3 separate regions of the Homo sapiens genome follow, and all the other regions are linked to region 2. The links are chromatin loops, found by intact Hi-C in ENCODE. Cell type or tissue: dorsolateral prefrontal cortex. All regions are shown on one strand. Each heading gives the region's core, and the rest is flanking DNA. Links, peaks and the distances in the headings are about the cores only.

Region 1 (6,430 bases), core at 1,628-5,627, 120 kb before region 2:
GTCATATATGAACTTGCACTGCTCAGCCAGCATGGTGTTTGTGCCATTTGTATCTGGCCAATTTTCTCAGACCTTCTAAGATATAAGTCACCTTCCTGCTCATTATCTCCTCAGTAATAGCCCGATTTAACATCCTTGAGTTAAAATATATTCATTCTTTAAGAGAATGTTTGTACCTATTTTTATGTTTGGCTAATGCTGTACATAGTCACTCATGTACATGTCTGATTCCAAACAGCTTCAACTACCCAGAACATTGGTGCATACCTGGGAGGTAATGGAAAGACTACCGCAGGCCAGGCGTGGTGGCTCACGCCTGTAATCCCAGCACTCTGGGAGGCCGAGGCAGGCAGATCACGAGGTCAGGAGTACAAGACCAGCCTTGCCAGAGACCAGCTTGGCCAACATGGTGAAACACCATCTCTACTAAAAATACAAAAATTAGCCAGGCGTGGTGGTGCGCACCTGTAATCCCAGCTACTCGGGAGGCTGAGGCAGGAGAATTGCTTCAACCTGGGAGGTGGAAGTTGCACTGAGCCGAGATCACACCATTGCACTCCAGCATGGGCGACAGAGTGAGACTCTGACTCAAAAAAAAGACTACTGCATGAGGGCAAAAGGCAGCCACATGGCACACACTCTCACCCAAGAAAAAGTGATCCATGTGTCCTCAGAATTCGGAATAGAGGAAGGTACCAAATTAAAAGAAGAGAAGATAAAATATTCCATACTAAGCACATATCATTTATATAAACCGATTTTTAATTTAAAAAGGTGGGAGAACTCACTGAAAAGACTTTGGGAGGCAAGACCATAAAAGGCAAAAATAACTATTAGAGCATAAGGACCTTTTAGGGTATCTGGTATAGAAACAAGTATCTCCTGTATTGATAGGCCCTGGAGGCATTAATGAATTTTTTTAAAAAACCTAATGTTTATTATTATAAGGACTGAATTCAGTATATCTTGAATTTCATAAAACAGGGATATATAACAAGATATTCACCACAAGTAGCTAAAACATTAAAAAGTAATTTCTAGCTATTAGAGTAGTAATTTTAAATGTATTATCTTGGGAATACCTTATTCCCTAAGAGTGCCATATGAATAAAGCACAATTTTAAATTATATTTGATTGCTAACCTGCCATATAAATATATAGGAATTTCATCCCTTTGGATGTTCTTAATTCCGATTTTCAATAGCTAAAAAATTATGATGTCACATAATGTGAAAAATCCAGATAAAAACAATGAGATAGTCTCACCTATCGGACTGGCAAAAACTGAAAAAATCTGATACCAGGAGACAGGAAATCTCATAGACCACTGATGGATGTGTCAATTGGTATAATTACTTTGGAAAAAAACTTCTATCAAAATTGAATACATACTTCCCTATGACTCAGCAATTCTACTTCTAGGTGTATATACCCAGAGAATCTCTAGTAATGTATAACATATACAAAAATGTTCCACATTTTTAATAATAGTACATCATGGTATGTTCATACACTATACTACAGAGCAGTGAAAATGAATAAAGCCGTATGTATCAACATAAACGTTAAAAACCATCATGTTGGCCGGGCACGGTGGCTCAAGTCGGTAATCCCAGCACTTTGGGAAGCCAAGGCAGGCGGATCATGAGGTCAAGAGATCGAGACCATCCTTGCCAACATGGTGAAACCCCATCTCTACTAAAAATACAAAAGTTAGCTGGGCGTGGTGGCACACGCCTGTACTCCCAGCTACTTGGGAGGCTGAGGCAGGAGAACTGCTTGAACCCATGAGGCGGAGGTTGCAGTGAGCCAAGATCATGCCACTGCACTCCAGCCTGGTGACAGAGAGAGACTTACTCTCAAAAAAAAAAAAAAACAAACCATCATGTTAAATGAGTTGCAGAAGATATATCAGATATATCAAATAATATCTTACATACACAAATGCATCTCATATATTTATATATGCTTTATGATACATCTAATATATATAAATATGAAATAAAAAGAAATATACAACATTTATAACAGTAGTTGTCTCTTAGGAAACAGGGAGGGGAATGGGACTAGAAATGGTGAGAACTTTCAGTTGTATTTGCTGCATTCCTTATTTTTGAATTTCAAGAGAAATAACAGTTCTGTGCAATGGGTATTTGTTATACTATTCTCTGCCCTTTCCTGTCCTTTCAAAATATTTTAAAAATAAGTAAGAAGCTTGCAGTTCAGTTTTCCCCTTTAGTCACTAAAGAACCACTGAAATGTCATACTGTACCTGCTCATATGGGTAAATGTATTCTGGCAAGAGAACATGAAACAAGTACACAGTGTTAAATTAGCAAATCTGGTTACTAAATCCTGACTCAGGATCCCCCACCCAGTCAAAATGAGTTAGGCTGGACCTAACTTATTTACCAAAGGAGAAGGCATTTCTTTGATTAAGGTTTCCCGTGGCAATCCCATCCTCTGTAAAAAATAATAATAATTCTGTCTAATATAGTCTGTAGTTTCAGCTTAAACAAACAACATTTATGATTTTTTGGTGTTTAAAATTCGAAATAGTAGAGTTCTAAATTCGCATATAGGCTTTTCTTAGCTCCTTCCTCAACCCAAACGGACTACATTAGACATCATAACCCTTAATGATAGGAGACTTCTGGCTAGCGGTTTCAGGAATGTTCCTCTCATTTTCTAGAATGGGCTTCTGTTTGGTCTGGATTTCCCCACCACCCCTACCAGTCTGTCTACCTTCCTCCAATAATGCACAGTGTAGCATAAGGCACAAAAAGAAACCTAGTTTCCGACTAGGCTCAAACTCCTGAGTCATGATTGCCAAGTGAAATATATCTGGTGCTTTACTTTCAAATTAATTTAATGTTTCTTAATCTGGCATTTCTGAAAAATGTGAGATGTCTTGTAAAAAACTGTCTTCATTTAAGAGCTGGCACTTGGGAGTGTTGCTCCTGACTTAATGTCACTTGGTTCCCTCTATGTAGCTCTCGAAGCTCTACCTAAAGGAATTAGAGGTTTATTCAATTCTCGCTTCAGTCAAATAGCCAGAGTTTTTAGTGAGACTTTGGATGGCAAAAGCATTAAACAGGAATGGTGCTCTATCTAGTCAGATCTGAAAAAGGCCACCAGTTGACATCATACACAATCACTAATGTGATGCATGACAATTTTAGGTAGGCTTGTACTAGTTGCCCAGAAGAAAAACGTCAGGTCCACGCTCTCTGCTATTAAGGCCCAGGTAGACAAGCTCAGATTAGTAACAGGTCTCAACATCAGTTTTATTCCAACATGCAGGTAGCCCATTTCTATAGTCCAGCTATATGGGTTCACACTAATCCTATGGTTATCATCAGCAGATTCACAAGCTGTCTCCCATCCCCAGCTGTGTTCTATCAGGGGTCTTCATGTTGCTTTGCTTTCTATTTTCTGCAACCACATTATGCTAGAACTGGCAGCCACAGAATTTACCATCTGTTATGCTGAAAGGGGTGTGAGTTGGGGGTGGGGAGAGTCTACACATGCTGCAAATGCAGCTTACTTATTCTGAACCAGAACTGAGCAAAATATGGAGGATGTACGCATTTACTAAAAGCAGAAATCCAAACACCCACTTATTTCATCTTTTTAGGTGAACCCAGAAAAGAATCTTGCAAACTTTCTCTCATTCTATCAACAGAGGGAAGTCAGCCAGGATAACGGGCCTTTTTGGAAGAATGTTTCATCTTTCCACCACACAGAAGCCCCTCACCCATCCCACCCCTTCCTCTACCCTGCTCACGCAGCTGCACCATTTGTAAAAACTGCTTCTTTTTGTGTGAGAATTGCTCATGAAGACTTTGCAATAGCAACAGATGTTCTTGGGCCTACATCACTTAATTATGATGCCCAACGATTCTCTGTAGCTCAAGGCTGAGGTAGAACCCAGTGGCACAACTGCTGGCTCATGTAAGCAAGCTGGATAACATTACATCGACTCTAGAGTCTCTATTTGGCTCTTTATGAAGGGATGAATTGACCGGAGGTTGGCCTTGCTGGTTTTGAAAGCCCTTAATATTAGAAGCCCTGGCTATTTTCCATATCTCTTCCTTGAGCCTCATCCAGGCAGATACCTGGCTTCTGAAACTAAACCAGGATTTCTGAGCATTGGCAGACTGATTTGTAGAGAAACAGCCTTTCCAGTGTGAATTAGTATCTTCCTTGCACCACCCACTCCCTAAAATGGGCAGCTCAGTTATTCATCCCTCTCTCACGTATTCATCCAACTACCATCAACATCAAAATGTCTGCTTCAAAGGGCTCAGCAGAAGTACAGATAACTGATACAGATACCAAGAAATCTTTATATTCTGTTGTACGTATACGTTATGCAAGAAAAACCTCAACATTCTAAATTGTATCTAACTTCCACTAATATAAATATTCATGCTTGTCTTCCTGGTGCACAAATGCATCAGAGGGTTGCTAGCCTATAGATAGGGCAGTTCAGGGCCCAAGAAGTGCATATATGCACTGCATATGCACAATACCAAGACAGGGAACAATCTATACATACGCAAGTACATTACAGTTGACTGAATCAGACTTTTAAGCAAGTATCTACTATAATCATTGAATGTCATTATTTCCTCCTCTGAGAACTGAACAAATTTATACAGGGCCCACACAGCCCAGCCACTATGTTAAACACTGGGCACAATACATGAACACAATAGACAATGTGTTCTCACAAAAACTTATGATCTACCACAAAAGATCAACAAATGAAGTAAGCAATTCATAAGGACACCCGATATAATGTGAGAAATACTGCCAAACCAGAACTGAACAAAACATGTACCCATTTCCTAAGGAACGTACAGCAGAGCCTACAACGCCACTAAGTCTGAAGAAGTTTAATGCTACACCATTTTTCTTGAAGTTCATTAATGTCCAGTTACAACAGTTAAAGATTTAAACATGCCCAGCATCAGAATTGTGTGTACTTTACCTGTTTACCTGTTTAAGAATCCTTGGCATACAATGAAAGGACCATCAATTCATTTTTAATAGTAGTCGACAATTCTACTGCTCCACCTATGTAAGTCTGGCCAGAACTGTGCTTTCTGGATTTCTACACTCTTATCCCTAAAGAATACAACACATTAAATCATTCCCACTAGGATGGAATTCCTTTCACTCTCTTTCTCTTTTGGTGTTCTTCTTTCTTCCAATTCAAAGTTCTTTCCCTCCAATTTTCACAGGCAAAAAAGAAGTGGTAGCTGCCCTCAAAGCTGTCTTGCAGCATTCTCCAAATTCTAGGTATTGTGTGTTAGATGGAAACACATGTCATCAGAACAGAGATCCTTGCTCTTTGTTTCTAGATAGATTGCTGTTAATAAGAGACTCATTTTCACTTTCAAACTGCTAAGTAATTACTTTTTCTCTGGCACAACCACTTGCCACTCTGTCTCAAAGAAACTGCATGTATGTGGATGTATTATGCATGAACAGTTAGCATAATGGATGCATATCTTGCTCTTTAAAGTGGCTTCTTTATTGATTTTTTTAAAAAATAAAATACTTTGAGACCTTCATCTCTGAATATTACACAAGAGGAAGAAATTTTAACAATAGACAACTGAGCCAAGATGCAAACAGTATCATATATCCTGCTTCTTGAAACATAAGTCTTGGAAAGTGTCTGTCTCATTCTCTTTTCATTCATTGTTCCTGGCAAGCTGACAGAACCGCCTGATGCACTGTTACAGTAGCTCACCCAAACGACTTCTAATCAGCCACTTAAACATTTATGCATTTCAAAACTTGATCTCAGAACATAATACTAAACATAAATACTTACTATTTAAAGGCAGACATTCTTCTATTATACAGATTTCCTTCTTTTTACGCACACTCCACACACACCCCCACCCCCACCACTCTGAGAAACATGAAAGCTATTCCATTCAAAGCTCAATGACGCTTTCCCCCCATATAGGAAAAAAACCCAAACGATTATGATAAAGATCCTGAGTGAGTCATAAGAGAATGCCCTTCAATTGTGGAGGCATGACTAACATTTGAATATGGTGATTGCTACACAAGCAAAGTAAACCATTTTATTTGGTTGATTGCAAAATATATAGTCATCTATTTTTCTATACCCCAAAAATATAAATTTGAAGAGTTGTTCACCTCAGTATGATAGGCTCTTACTTTTTCACATACTGCTAAGTCCACTTAGAAAATGGGCAAAAAATAATGGAAACTAGCAAGTAGCACCATTTCCATAATCCCCATTTATCTTGATGTTAAAAAAACTCGCTGTTTTTACATTTGAAGGCAACCCACATCATTTGCTTATACTCTAATATTTTGACAATAAATTTTGCTTGATAAATGTGATACATACATACATAAATATGCAGATGTCTTATTACC
Region 2 (6,430 bases), core at 901-4,900:
GAGAAAATATTTGCAAATCATATATCTGATAAAATATTAATATTCAGAATATATAAAGAACTCTAAAACTCAACCACAGAAACAAACAAGCTGACTCAAAAATAGGAAAAGGAATTGAATAGACATTTCATTCATTATGGAAATACTAGGAAAATGAAAATCATTAGGGGAATAAAAATCAAACCCACAATGAAACACCACCTCATACCCATTAGAATGGCTATCAAAAAACACAAAACAAAAAACAAATAGAAAACAACATATGTTGGTGAGGATGTGGAGAAATTAGAACCCTTGTACACTGTTGGCGAGAATGTAAAATAGTGCAGCCGCTATGGAAAACAGCACAGTGGTTCTTCAAAGAAGATCCTACAATATCACTTCTGGGTATAAATCCCAAAGAACTGAAAGCAGAGTCTCAAAGAGATATTTGTACACCCATGTTCATGTTCATAGCAGCACTGTTACTAACAGCCAAAAGAAAGAAGCAACCCAAATGTCCATCAATAATGAATGGGTAAACAAATTGTAATATACATACAATGGAATTATTCATCCTTAAAAAGAAAGGAAATTCTGACACGTGCTACAACATGGATGAACCTTAAAGGACACTAAGTCAGTTTAAATAAGCCAGTCACAAAAGGACAGATACTGATATCCCACTGATAAAGGTACCTAGAGTAGTCAGATTCATAGAGACAGAAAGTAGAATTTGGTCGTCAGGGGCCAGGGGACAGAAGGCTGGGGAGTTGTTGTTTTAACAGGTACAGAGCTTCAGTTTTGCAGGATGAAGAAGTTCTGGAGATTAGCTTCACAATAATGTGAATACACTTAACACTACTAAACTGTACACTTAAAAATGGTTAAGATGGTCAATTTTATGCTATATGTATTTTCCACAATTTGAAATAAAACAAAACAATCACCATTGGGTGGGCTCAAATAAAAGTTAAGAATTCAGAAGGGAATAAGGGCTGTTTCATATGATTGTGCCAGTTGTCTTACACAAGGGCACCTAGCTATGAATTTAAAATCCGCCCCGTCCTCTGTTCTCCAAGCCATGTGCCCTAATTTGTGAAAACAGAAGGAAGGAAGGAAGGAAGGAAGGAAGGAAGGAAGGAAGGAAGGAAGGAAGGAAGGAAGGAAGGAAAGGAGGGAGGGAGGGAGGGAAAGGTGAGCCAGGAAAAAGAGGATAGAGAAGGGGAAGAAGAATAAGAAAAAGGATCTGACTGTTGGGGTGGATCTGTTCCCAAGACTTTTTCTTTAAAGGCTTCTGACCCTGTGACAGAAGAGCACAAGTTGGCTCAGAATGATGATTTAGGAACTGTGCTTCCCTTTCCAACTACAGTGTGTGTGGTAGCACTAAATTATCCTCTGGAAGAGAAGATTGAAAGCACAGGATCACCTTTTACTATTTCTCTTGACCTCTGTTCCAAATAGGAAATGACATCATGCTGAAAAAGTCCACCATTACTCTCAGTTAAATTCTGCCTTCTTCTGAATGGAAATACTCCTGAGAGTAATTAACGCATCAATATTAACATTTATCGAGCTTACGCGTTGTGCCAGGGACTGTTCCAAATACTTTACATGGATTGTATCACTTAATCCTGAAATATCTCAGATGAGGTAAATAGTATTACTATCCAAATTTTAAATTTTATAGATGAGGAATCTGAGACACAGGCTAAATAGCATAAGGTCACACAGTCAAAAAGGAAAGCTCTGGAAATCCACATTTGACTTTTCCTTAAATGACAGACATGACCTTTCCCCATAAATGACCTTTCCTTTCAGAACAGAAGCTAAGCAAATTAAAGAAGAACTGGTATTCCTTGGACTATGTCACCTTCTAAGGGGAGGTGGAACCTACTAAGTTACCCTGAGGGAACAAAAACAAAGGCCCAAAGAATGCCAGCCCATTTCCAAGCAGCCTCTCTTAACAGGTAAGCACAATCCAAAGGCTTTGAGTTCCTAACAACACTGAATTTCTTGCAGTTTTTAGCATATACATTTTCTCCAGTATGCATTTGCTCATGCTGGTCCTTCCACTGGGAAAATATGGTCCCTTGCCCTACTTTACATGAATGACTGCCTCATCCATCAAGACCGAAGGCAAGTAGTGAGTGTCCTTTCCAGGAAGGTTTCTCTAAGCCCTCTTCCTCCCACTCTGCCAGAATGAGCCTAGTTCCCTTACTACATGACATGGAAATGATCTCTTTTCCATGCCTGTATCCTCCAGTTGAGGCAGGGACTGTGTCTTATTAATGACTGCCATGTGTCAAGTGATCAGGGCTTTACATACAGTGTCTCATTTAGCCTTAAAAACAACCCTGGGAGATTGGTATTCTCAACCCCTTATAAATGAGGAAAACGTCTAAACTAATAAGGGATAGATGAAAGATTTAACCCAGATGTGACACCAAAGCCTGTACATGTAACCACTATATTGCATAGTACTTCCCGTACTTAGATTTGCATTCACTATGCCCAACACAGTAGCTTGCAAATAACCGATGTTTAAGAGATGTTTACTGAACTGATTTGAAGCCATGGGCTTAAATGATCCCCAGTAAGGATGTGAACATAATAGGTTAGGTTATAACTTTGGCCTCTCACAGGCAAGCAAACTCTAGTTTGGGTAATGACACTAGCCTCTCAGAAACTCTCTTGCTGCTGCATATGAAAGCCTATGATTCTCTAGATGACCAAGCTACAACATCCTTTATCCAGAATTTGCGACAAATGCGAGAATTGATAAATCTGTAGGAGTAAATCCCTGTGTGTTTGAAATGAACCAACACACACAAATGCAGACACGGTATTTAAAAATTGTGAAACTTTATCCCCTTTGGGGACAAATTAAGCCAATAAAAACAAAGGGGAAGAAGAAGGCATTCTCTAGACCCATCTGGCTGCACCCAGTGCATAAGGATCTGCCAATCATGAGGCAACGGCGCCCAGCTGGTTTGGGTCACTGAGAGAAAAGCTGCATGCAGATAGTTTATGTACTGGAATAAATCAAGATGAGCAATTACCATTTTCTGGAGAAGCTTGGACTTATTCAGGGTGAGCTTTCACATTGTTACTGTCTTTAGAGAACCGAATTTTAGAAAAAGTGAGGGGGAGATAAGGGAGAGACTGAGGCTGAAGGGTTTAAAAAGAAAAGGGTATGGGCTCATATGTAATACTTTCTTCAGCTCATAGATAAGAAATGCCTGGTTGAGGGACAGTTCCACCAGGTCCACTAATAGCAGTACATGAAGAATTTGACAGAGCTGAAATTCTTCAACAATTCTAAGGGCTTCACAATAAATGCAAGAATAGCAGCCAATACTTATAGAGTCCTAAATGCTTCAGACTCTACAATATATAATGAGAACTCCTTCAATAAATGTCAGTAGTAGTCATTATATCTACTATCATTAGTATTACTATCCTCAGTTCACTATCCCTCACAAGGACACTGAGTATATACTACCATCATCCCATATTACACATGAGGAACTAAGCTAAGACAAGTTAGGTAGCATGCCCAGATACATACAATTAGAAATTGGAGGCAGCAGAGCCCACAAGTGCAGAAAGTATTACTACAATAATAATGGTAGCCACCATTTTACAGCTACTGCAGGTGATCTTGTGTTGAGCACTTCACAATCACTATCTTTCAAGCTCACACCAACCCTGCAAGGCATTATTATTAATAACTTGAAATGAAAAAAAAAGCCACGTATCATGGTGCATGCCTGTGGTTCCAGCTACTCGGGAGGCCGAGGTGGGAGGATAAGCCGAGATCATGCCACTGCACTCCAGCTGGGGTGACAGAGAAAGATCTTGTCTCAAAAACACAACACAACTAAACAAAACAAAAACCTGAGACTCAAAAAAGTCATGTCAAAAGTCATTCAGCTAATAAGTAGCTGAGGCCAGATTCAAACTCCGATCTACCCAACCCCAAAGGCTACGGACTTTTTCACGACACCAGGCTCTCTTTAGTCATAAGCTGTACTGTAACAACTTACGGAACAACTAGGAAACAATTGTGGACAATGCATTGGAACCACACACAATGGGCATTCACTGTGTGGACTGCACTTTGTCAGTGCTATTGTGCAGGTAAAGAAGGGATACAGGAAGCCAAACACTCAGCAATATGATTTTCTATACATGACCCCAAGTTCAAAAACCAATGCTTTCTGTCAAGGGTAGTTGTGCACTCAAGTAACAAACCTGGGTAAATAAAAGGTTCAGAGGAAAACATGGAGCTTCCTGGAGAAATGATTTTGAGGGAGGCTAATTCTTCCAATATATTATTTTTGAGAAACAAATTTGATATATTTTAACTCAATGTGGAACTCAGGATATGTGGGCTTCCCTGACTCAGAAGCATCACAGACCATAAACAAATCACAGAGTATCTCTCCTCCTGGGCACAACTCCGTTGCTCTGCCACTATCTGAGGCACTACACCGCTCTGATGAGAAAAATGTATTGCCCCAAAAAGACCTAAGAAATACCAAAAGGAGCAGAAATGACAGTATTTGTCTTGACTTATTTTGGTGTCACAGATGTTGCCACACAGTACAAACTGTGTAATATTTGCTGATTACAATGACACGCAATATACTTCAGCTTGGATTGATATATCATCAGCACTGTAGGAAGATCTTACCTTGCAAAAAAATGTTTAATTTCAGTCCAATCTGTCAGTTCTTCCTAGGGTTTCACCTTCCCCAGTTTTCCCCTCCTCAGGAAAAAATCTTTAAAGCCATTTCATAGATAAAAATAGGTCTGGAGTTTCACAGGGGTAGCCTTGTAATTTGGTACTTCTTGGTTATTACCATGTGTTTCTTTAGAACACTTGGGTCAGTTGTCTAATTTGAAAAGCTCTGCTGACATCTCAAAGTATTTGTTCTAATTATTGCTTAACACCCTGGTAAGAGGCTTCCCAGAAGATAAGCGAAGTTTCATAATCATTTCCCTGGTTTGAACTTAGAAAGAAATGTAAATATATATTATCATTAAGTGAGTTGTGATTTTAATTACTGGAAAATGTTATTAATTCTGATAAGAATTATTCAGAAGGTAATAAAGATAAAAGCTGTCAAAATTAATTAAGCACATATTCATTAAATCCAAGGTAGCTTCAGTTTCCTTATTGCATAAATACAATTAACACTTAATCTGAATCTCGATAAGTTACATAATCATGTGCCTCAAAATCAAGGGAGGATACAACCTTGGCCTTCTCCGTTTTACATGGGAAAACATTAATGACGCTGACATCGGAGACAATTAGACAGTGTCAGCCAATTGTTTTTAGCCAGCTTTCTCTCACATCTGTGGTGTCTACAAGCAAGAAGGCTCATTGTTTCCACAGGCCTCCTTCGGGCCTTGGCTTTTTGTGTAAACCGTCAATCTCTTGGCGAATATCAAAGCCGTGAGGAAATTAGAACAGACCAGCTCTGCTGCCCCACACTAAAGCTTAGCAGGGTGCATCCACTATGCTACTAATTAGGCAGTGACCAACAAAATAACCTGTCAATGTCCGCTAGCCATTTCCCACACACCTGCATTTCATACCCTAATAAGCATACAGCAAGAGAGAAAAAGGGATAACTGCTGAAGTGTGAAAAATGAACAAAATATAACAATGTTTCCATCCCCACCTATACTTCTGGCAATTACCATTTAACATTAGGGGGACTCAACATGTCTGAAGACTCACAATACGGTATCTGAAACTAAAACCCAGGGGGGAAACCACACATTGAGACTGTATTAAGGTTTGCTTCGAAAATATCACACTAAGAAGAATCTAGAGTTATGTATAAAACCCAGGAAACTGAAAATGACCATAATTTAGATTAGGGACCAGGAGACTGACTTTTTAAAAACATTTTCCATTCAAGCCATTGAAAGAGAAATGCGTACTATTCTCTTCATCTTTTCCTTCCATAAAACAAAAATATATAACAGGACAGAAAATAGAATATCTGAAAAAAAGTTTCATTTTTTTCCTTACATTTTCCACTCTGATTTAGTGAATTTATGATCATCATCATTCTTTTGACCTACTGTATATTAATTAATTTCTTTTTCAGGTCTCTTTTTCTTTTCCCCATGGATTCCCACTGTAGTCTTTTGGACAAGATTCTGCAAGCAGCATTTTATTTGCTAGTATTTTCACTCACAGAGAAAGCTACATGCCTTGCAGTTGAGGGAGCTGAGAAGGTTCAGTATCAAATGGATTGAAAACACCTCTATTTTGCCCTTGAGCTTTAAAATGTATTTGAGAACTCACAACCCAAATATAAAAGCAGGTTCCATTGCATCTTTAACAACATAATTCTTAAGCGATTCCAACTGCATCTCTATTTAAGACTCTTCTCAATTTCTTGGGTCACAAAACCTCTGTGTTTTA
Region 3 (6,430 bases), core at 1,374-5,373, 78 kb before region 2:
CAATAAGCCCTTGAAAAGATGCTCAACATCATTAGTCATTAGACAAATGCAAAAGTCAACTGTATTCCATACACCAGCAATGAACAATTAGAATTTGACATTAAAAATTAATAACATTTACAATAGCACTAAAAATACTGAAGCACTTAGGTATAAATCTAGCAAAATATGTGAAAGATCTAGATGCCAAAAAGTATAAAATGCTGATGAAAAAAATCAAAGAGTATCTAAATAAATGGAGAGATATATTATGTTCATGAATTAGAAAACTCAGGCGGGGCGCGGTGGCTCACGCCTGTAATCCCAGCACTTTGGGAGGCCGAGGAGGGCGGATCACGAAGTCAGGAGATCGAGACAATCCTGGCTAACACGGTGAAACCCTGTCTCTAATAAAAATACAAAAAATTAGCCAGGCGTGGTGGCGGGGCCTGTAGTCCCAGCTACTCCGGAGGCTGAGGCAGGAGAATGGCGTGAACCCGGGAGGTGGAGCTTGCAGTGAGCCGAGATCGCGCCACTGCATTCCAGCCTGGGCGACAGAATGAGACTCCATCTCAAAAAAAAAAAAAAAGAGAAAAAGGAAAAAAAACCCTCAATATTGCTAAAATGTCAATTCTTCCAAATTTAACCTATAGATCCAATGCAATCCCAATCCAAATCCAAGCTGATCATAAAATGTATTATGGAAAGGCAAAAAACAAAACAAAACAAAAACTAGAATAGCCAAAACAATTCTGAATAAGAACAAAGTTGGAGGACTCACGCTACCTGATTTCCAAGACTAACTATAAAGCTACAATAATTAAGACAATGTAGTATTGGCAAAAGGAAGATGCATTAACCATCCCAAAAGTTGATCCACACAAATATAGTGAATCACTTTTTTTCTGCAAAGTAACAAAACCAATTCAATGGGAAAAAAAAAGTCTTTTCAAAACTTGGTGCTAGATCAACTGGACATCCTTTCTTTTTTTTATAAAAAGGAGCCGCAACACATGCCTCATAGAAAAATTAACTCAAAATGGATAATAGACCAAAATGTAAAACCTGAAACAGTAAAACTTTAAAAATGAGACACAAGAGAAAAAACCGTGTAACCTAAAGTCTGGCAATTAGTTTTTAAATACGATGCCAAAAGCGTAATCAATAAAAGAATTGATAAATTAGATTTTATGAAAGATAAAAGAAACAGATTAACAATACCTGCCATAGATGAGGGAAAATATTTACAAATTACATATTAATTCACATTTTAAAAATCACATATTAATATTTTGTATCACACATTAAATAAATCACATATTAATATTTTGTATTCTAAATATTTAAAGTACTCTTAAAACTCCAACAATAAGAGCCAATGTAGTGGCTTGTGCCTGTAATTTCAGCTCTTCAGAAGGCTGAGCTGGAGGATTTTGAGCCTAGAAGTTTAAGGCTGCAGTGAACCACTGCATTCCAGCTTGGGCAACAGAACAAGACCCCATCTCTAAAAACTATATAAATTTTTTTAAAAATAAATATTAAAATAAGTCAAAAGTAAAAAAGATTAATTGGCAAAATATATAAACAGATACTTTACCAAAAGAAGTTTATTTATTTATTTATTTTTTGAGACTGAGTCTTGCTCTGTGTCCCAGGCTGGAGTGCAGTGGTACCATCTCGGCTCACTGCAACCTCTGCCTCCCTGGTTCAAGTGATTCTCCTGCCTCAGCCTCCCCAGTAGCTGGGCTACAGGCACCCGCCACCACGCCCACCTAATTTTTGTATTTTTAGTAGAGACAGGGTTTCACTATGTTGGCCAGGCTGATCTCAAACTCTTGATCTCAGGTGATCTGCCCACCTCGGCCTCCCAAAGTGCTGGGATTACAGGAATAAGCCACCATGCCTGGCCCAGAAAAATATTTTTAAATGGAAAATAAGCACATGAAAAGATGCTCAACATTATTTGTCACTAGTGAAATGCAAGTTAAAACAACAATGATATAATACTATGTATCTATTAGGATGGCTAAAATAAAAAAGGAACAATCCCAAATGCTGAGAAAGACACAGAGCAACAGTAACCCTCTTTAATTGCAGGTAGCTATTTTAAATGGTACAGCCGCTTTGAAAGACAACTTAGCAGTTCCTTATAAAATTAGAAATACATTTGCCATACAACTTGGTGGTTCCACTCCCGGGGCTTACCCAAATGAGCGGAAAACTTATGTTCACAGAAAAACCCATATACAAATGTTTATAACAGCTTTATTAATAATCACCAATAACTGGAAAAAGCCAAGATGTCCCTCAATAGGTGAATGAACAAATATATATATCTTCCAAATATGTGTGTGTGTATATATATATTTTTTTTCCATAAAATGGAATATATACATCAATTTTAAAAGAATGAGCTACTGAGTGGATACAGTGTATACAGATCTTGAATGCATTCTGTTAAATTTAATAATCCAGACCCAGAAGGCTATATACAATATGGTTCAATTTATATGACATCATGAAAAGGCAAAACTATAAAAATAAGAAACAGATCATGGCTACCAGGGGTTGAGGACGAATGGAAGGGTTGAATATAAAGGGGGAATACAAGGGAATTTTTAGGGTGATAGAATTATTCTGTATGGTACAGGGGTGTTGGATAGATGACTCAATGCACTTGTCAAAATCCAAAGAGGTATACATCCCAAAAATGGACTTTGCTGCATGCAAATTTAATAACAAGTCAGCCAAGATAGGGAAATCCCAGGATAGAATGCAGAAAATGACAAATAAATCGAACCATATTACTAATATATGACATTACCTTACTGAAGGGGAAGGGATGGGGGAAAGGATCTGACTTAAGAAACTTTGGATAACTGTACTTTGACTGGACACCGTAAGGCTGAAGACAAAAGGAACCATACATCAGCACCCTTCTAGCTGGCAAATCTACCTCTCTCTAGAGTATGGGTTAGCAATTCTCAAACTACTCTACATGTAGGGTAGGGTTGAATAAATAAGTAAATCAACTGTAGATAATGGGAGGCAGGTTTCTCACCATAAGAGAAAGAAGTTACAGTCAGTTCTGCTACAACACAACTTATGTGTTCTTAAAAATTATTATGCTGTGCAAAATTGTACAATAAAAACCATAGGTCTCATGGGAAAAATGAAGCTAGTAGCACAACATTTAAAAACTTATTCAGTGAAAGATTAGAACAAAAATAGGAACCTAATTTTAAAATAGTACCATAGTTTTATATAAGAAATGATTAAGAAATGCATAATGCTACAATCAATGTGGTATTTTAGTTTTAAAACACCTAAAGTTTGTGAACATAGGCATCATAAAGGCTACAGCTTTTGAGTTACTGCAAAGTGATGGAAGAAGGGTTATTTGAAATCCAATGGGAAAGTTGTAACAGCACATGTGGATGGGTGTGGCTCATTATCCTTGGTTTTGTGGTTGGATTCAAACATCACAGTACTTTCAAAGTCTTAAATCCTGAGGCATTTTTTTTTTCCCTGACTGATTTGCAGGTCCTTCAAGGAAGGCATTTGTAACAGATATCTGTTTCATCTAAGTTAGAATTTCAATCCAATAAATGGCCTTCTTCTTAATTAACTTCTGTGTCACTGTTGGACTTCTTTGCTACTTTCTCAGCTGTACTTGCCTTTCCCAGCTGGACTCTGGCTCTGCTGACAGCTGAAGGCTTTGGAAATTGTAGTAATTTTTTTTGTTTGTTTTGGTTTTTTGTTTTTGTTGTTGTTTGTTTGTTTTAAGATGGAGTTTTGCTCTTGTCACCCAGGCTGGAGTGCAATGGCACGATCTCAGCTCCCCACAACCTGTGCCTCCCAGGTTCAAGCGATTCTCCTGCTTCAGCCTCCTGAGTAGCTGGGATTACAGGCATGCACCACCACGCCTGGCTAATTTTGTATTTTTAGTACAGACGGGATTTCTCCATGTTGGTCAGGCTGGTCTCGAACTTCCAACCTCAGGTAATTCGCCTGCCTCAGCCTCCCAAAGTGCTGGGATTACAGGCGTGAGCCACCGTGCCCGGCCTGTAGTAATGTTTGAAACCACAAATCCAGCCACTATCTACACTAAATGGAACCACTTCTGCAAGATGTGGCAATTTCTTTGAAAGTCTTCATATACAGTGCTTTCTTTCTGATTGTAGGAAAAAATGTTCCTGTTTGGTTTTCAATTCAAATGCTCAACAATCTTTCTATTTCTTCTAATTCTTCAGGCTGTGTTCCTATTGACTCTATAGCATTTGAAGTTAAGCCATCATAGATGTTTCTTTTGTTTTCACGGTATTGTTCTTCAAGGTCCTCAATGTGGATTCCTTTATGCTTGAAAGATGTTATGCTATTTTGTTTTTTGATAAACACTTCATTATTTCAAGTTTCTCCTCAATACCTAAAGCTTTCTTTTTGCATTCACTGCTTAGCATTTTTGAACCACACATTTAGATGTGTTTGAGGTATATATATTTCTCACTGCTTCACAAATGTGAAAGAATAGCATTCTTATACAGATTCACAAATGTAAACAAATAGCACTCTTACACAGGTTCAAAAATGTAAAAGAATGGCATTCTTTTACAGGTTCACAAATGTAAAAGAATAGCAAAACATAACCTTATTGGATAATACATATGATGAACTAAGGTAGTTGTAGATGTTTGAGGCGTATGTGTGTCTGTGTGTGCGTTTTATGTATCCCAATTTGGCTTGATTTAGATGGATGCAATTTTCTCTGTTCATCTAGTGTTCCTCAAGGATGAAATCATACAAAAGAAATGTGAAATATGTACCATGCTCAAATTATTCCTTTTGTTTGTTTGTTTGTTTGAGACTGAGTCTCGCTCTGTCACCTAGACTGGAGTGCAGTGGTGCAATCTCGGCTGTCTGCAACCTCTGCCTCCTGGCTTCAAGCGATTTTCCAGACTCAGCCTCCTAAGTAGCTGGAACTACGGGCGTGTGCCACCACGCCCGGCTACTTTTTGTATTTTTAGTAGAGGCAGGGTTTTACTATGCTGGCCAGCCTGATCTTGAACTCCTGACCTTAGGTGATCTGCCTGCCTCAGCCTCCCAAAGTGTTGGGATTACAGGCGTGAGCCATCGCACCTGGCCAAATTATTCCTTAATATATCAGTTGCACTGGAATAAAACAAACATTGTATCAGAATTAACATAAGAAAGGAAGGCTAGAATGAACCCTATGGTGCTAGAGAGATATCAGTATGAACTCATGTTGATATTAATATATACAAATAGGTACATACATAAAGGTATATGTATATGCATGGGTTAATGTACATATACATAATTATATCCTAGTTTTGTCCACTGAGAAGGCCTAGAAACAGTGATAAACCACAAGCATGAGCATAGCCAAAACCCAGATCTTGGTTTCTGAATACCATTCTCTAAGAGAAAGAATCAGGGCTCTTTTGAGAAATGGCTGATTCTAAGGCTGTGGCAGGAGGTCTACAAGATGAACCTAGAGCATCTTGTAGTGCCAGAAAAAGAAAAGAAGAAAAGATGTAGGGCATGTCAAAAGGACTCAGGAACCAACCTGAAAGAGCTCTCAACAGCTGCAGTTAGAAAAATTTGAGCAACAAAACAAATAACAAGGCCGGGCGCGGTGGCTCACGCCTGTAATCCCAGCACTTTGGGAGGCCGAGGAGGGCGGATCACGAGGTCAGGAGATCGAGACCATCCTGGCTAACACGGTGAAACCCCATCTCTACTAAAAATACAAAAAATTAGCCGGGTGCAGTGGCGGGTGCCTGTAGTCCCAGCTACTCGGGAGGCTGAGGAAGGAGAATGGCGTGAACCCGGGAGGCAGAGCTTGCAGTGAGCCGAGATCACGCCACTGCACTCCAGCCTGGGCGACAGAGCGAGACTCCGTCTCAAAAAAAAAAAAAAAAATTAAATAAAATAACAGTAGTATTACAATCTAACCAAAAGATTAGATAAATATCCATGAGTTCATACTGATATAAATAAATGATTAAGTAGAAAATTAATGAGGAAGAAGGAAAAAAGTGTTATTTTAGATTTCCAACTAATGTATGTAAATATACCCCCGCAGGGGTTGGAGTATAACTCCCCTTTCCTTGAGTGTAGGCTGGATTCAGTCACTTGCTTCCAAAAATAAGAGATGGAAGAAGGAAAAATAGCAACCTTACAGTGGCGAATCCTAGCAGACGGCAGTTTAACTAAGTGATCAAGGTTAACATCAATAGTGGTAAGTCATATTTATTAACTTACATTGATATGACGCAATGAGAAATACACCTCTCTTCCGTGGTATTTTTCCTAAAACCCATAACCCCAGTCTAATAATAATAATAAAAAAAGAAAGACAAACACAACTTGATGGACATTTTACAAAATACCTGCCCCATAATCTTCGAAACTGCTAAGACCACAGAAA

What was found. Peaks named below come from ENCODE experiments on the same cell type or tissue, not always from the same donor. Only the 100,000 strongest peaks of a DNase experiment are listed, where the experiment ranks them.
Region 1: it touches region 2 in a loop (2.5-fold over the local background); 1 of 110 quality-filtered maps calls a loop at or near these places.
Region 3: it touches region 2 in a loop (2.4-fold over the local background); 1 of 110 quality-filtered maps calls a loop at or near these places.

The regions. Positions count from the first base shown.
Region 1 is chr10:116,968,851-116,975,280 of GRCh38, forward strand. All of the region lies in intron 2 of SHTN1 (shootin 1), which reads right to left. Among named protein-coding and RNA genes, the nearest start is that of SHTN1, 33 kb to the right of the region's middle. In dorsolateral prefrontal cortex, for the core only: no CTCF peak of the experiment used is centred there; DNase peaks (open chromatin) are centred at 3,508 and 4,675; H3K27ac peaks cover 4,000 bases.
Region 2 is chr10:117,089,668-117,096,097 of GRCh38, forward strand. It overlaps a transcript of SHTN1 not described here. Among named protein-coding and RNA genes, the nearest start is that of VAX1, 45 kb to the right of the region's middle. RefSeq lists enhancers at 4,946-6,065, 5,169-5,687. In dorsolateral prefrontal cortex, for the core only: no CTCF peak of the experiment used is centred there; a DNase peak (open chromatin) is centred at 2,954; H3K27ac peaks cover 2,306 bases.
Region 3 is chr10:117,011,586-117,018,015 of GRCh38, forward strand. It overlaps a transcript of SHTN1 not described here. Among named protein-coding and RNA genes, the nearest start is that of SHTN1, 9.6 kb to the left of the region's middle. In dorsolateral prefrontal cortex, for the core only: no CTCF peak of the experiment used is centred there; no DNase peak of the experiment used is centred there.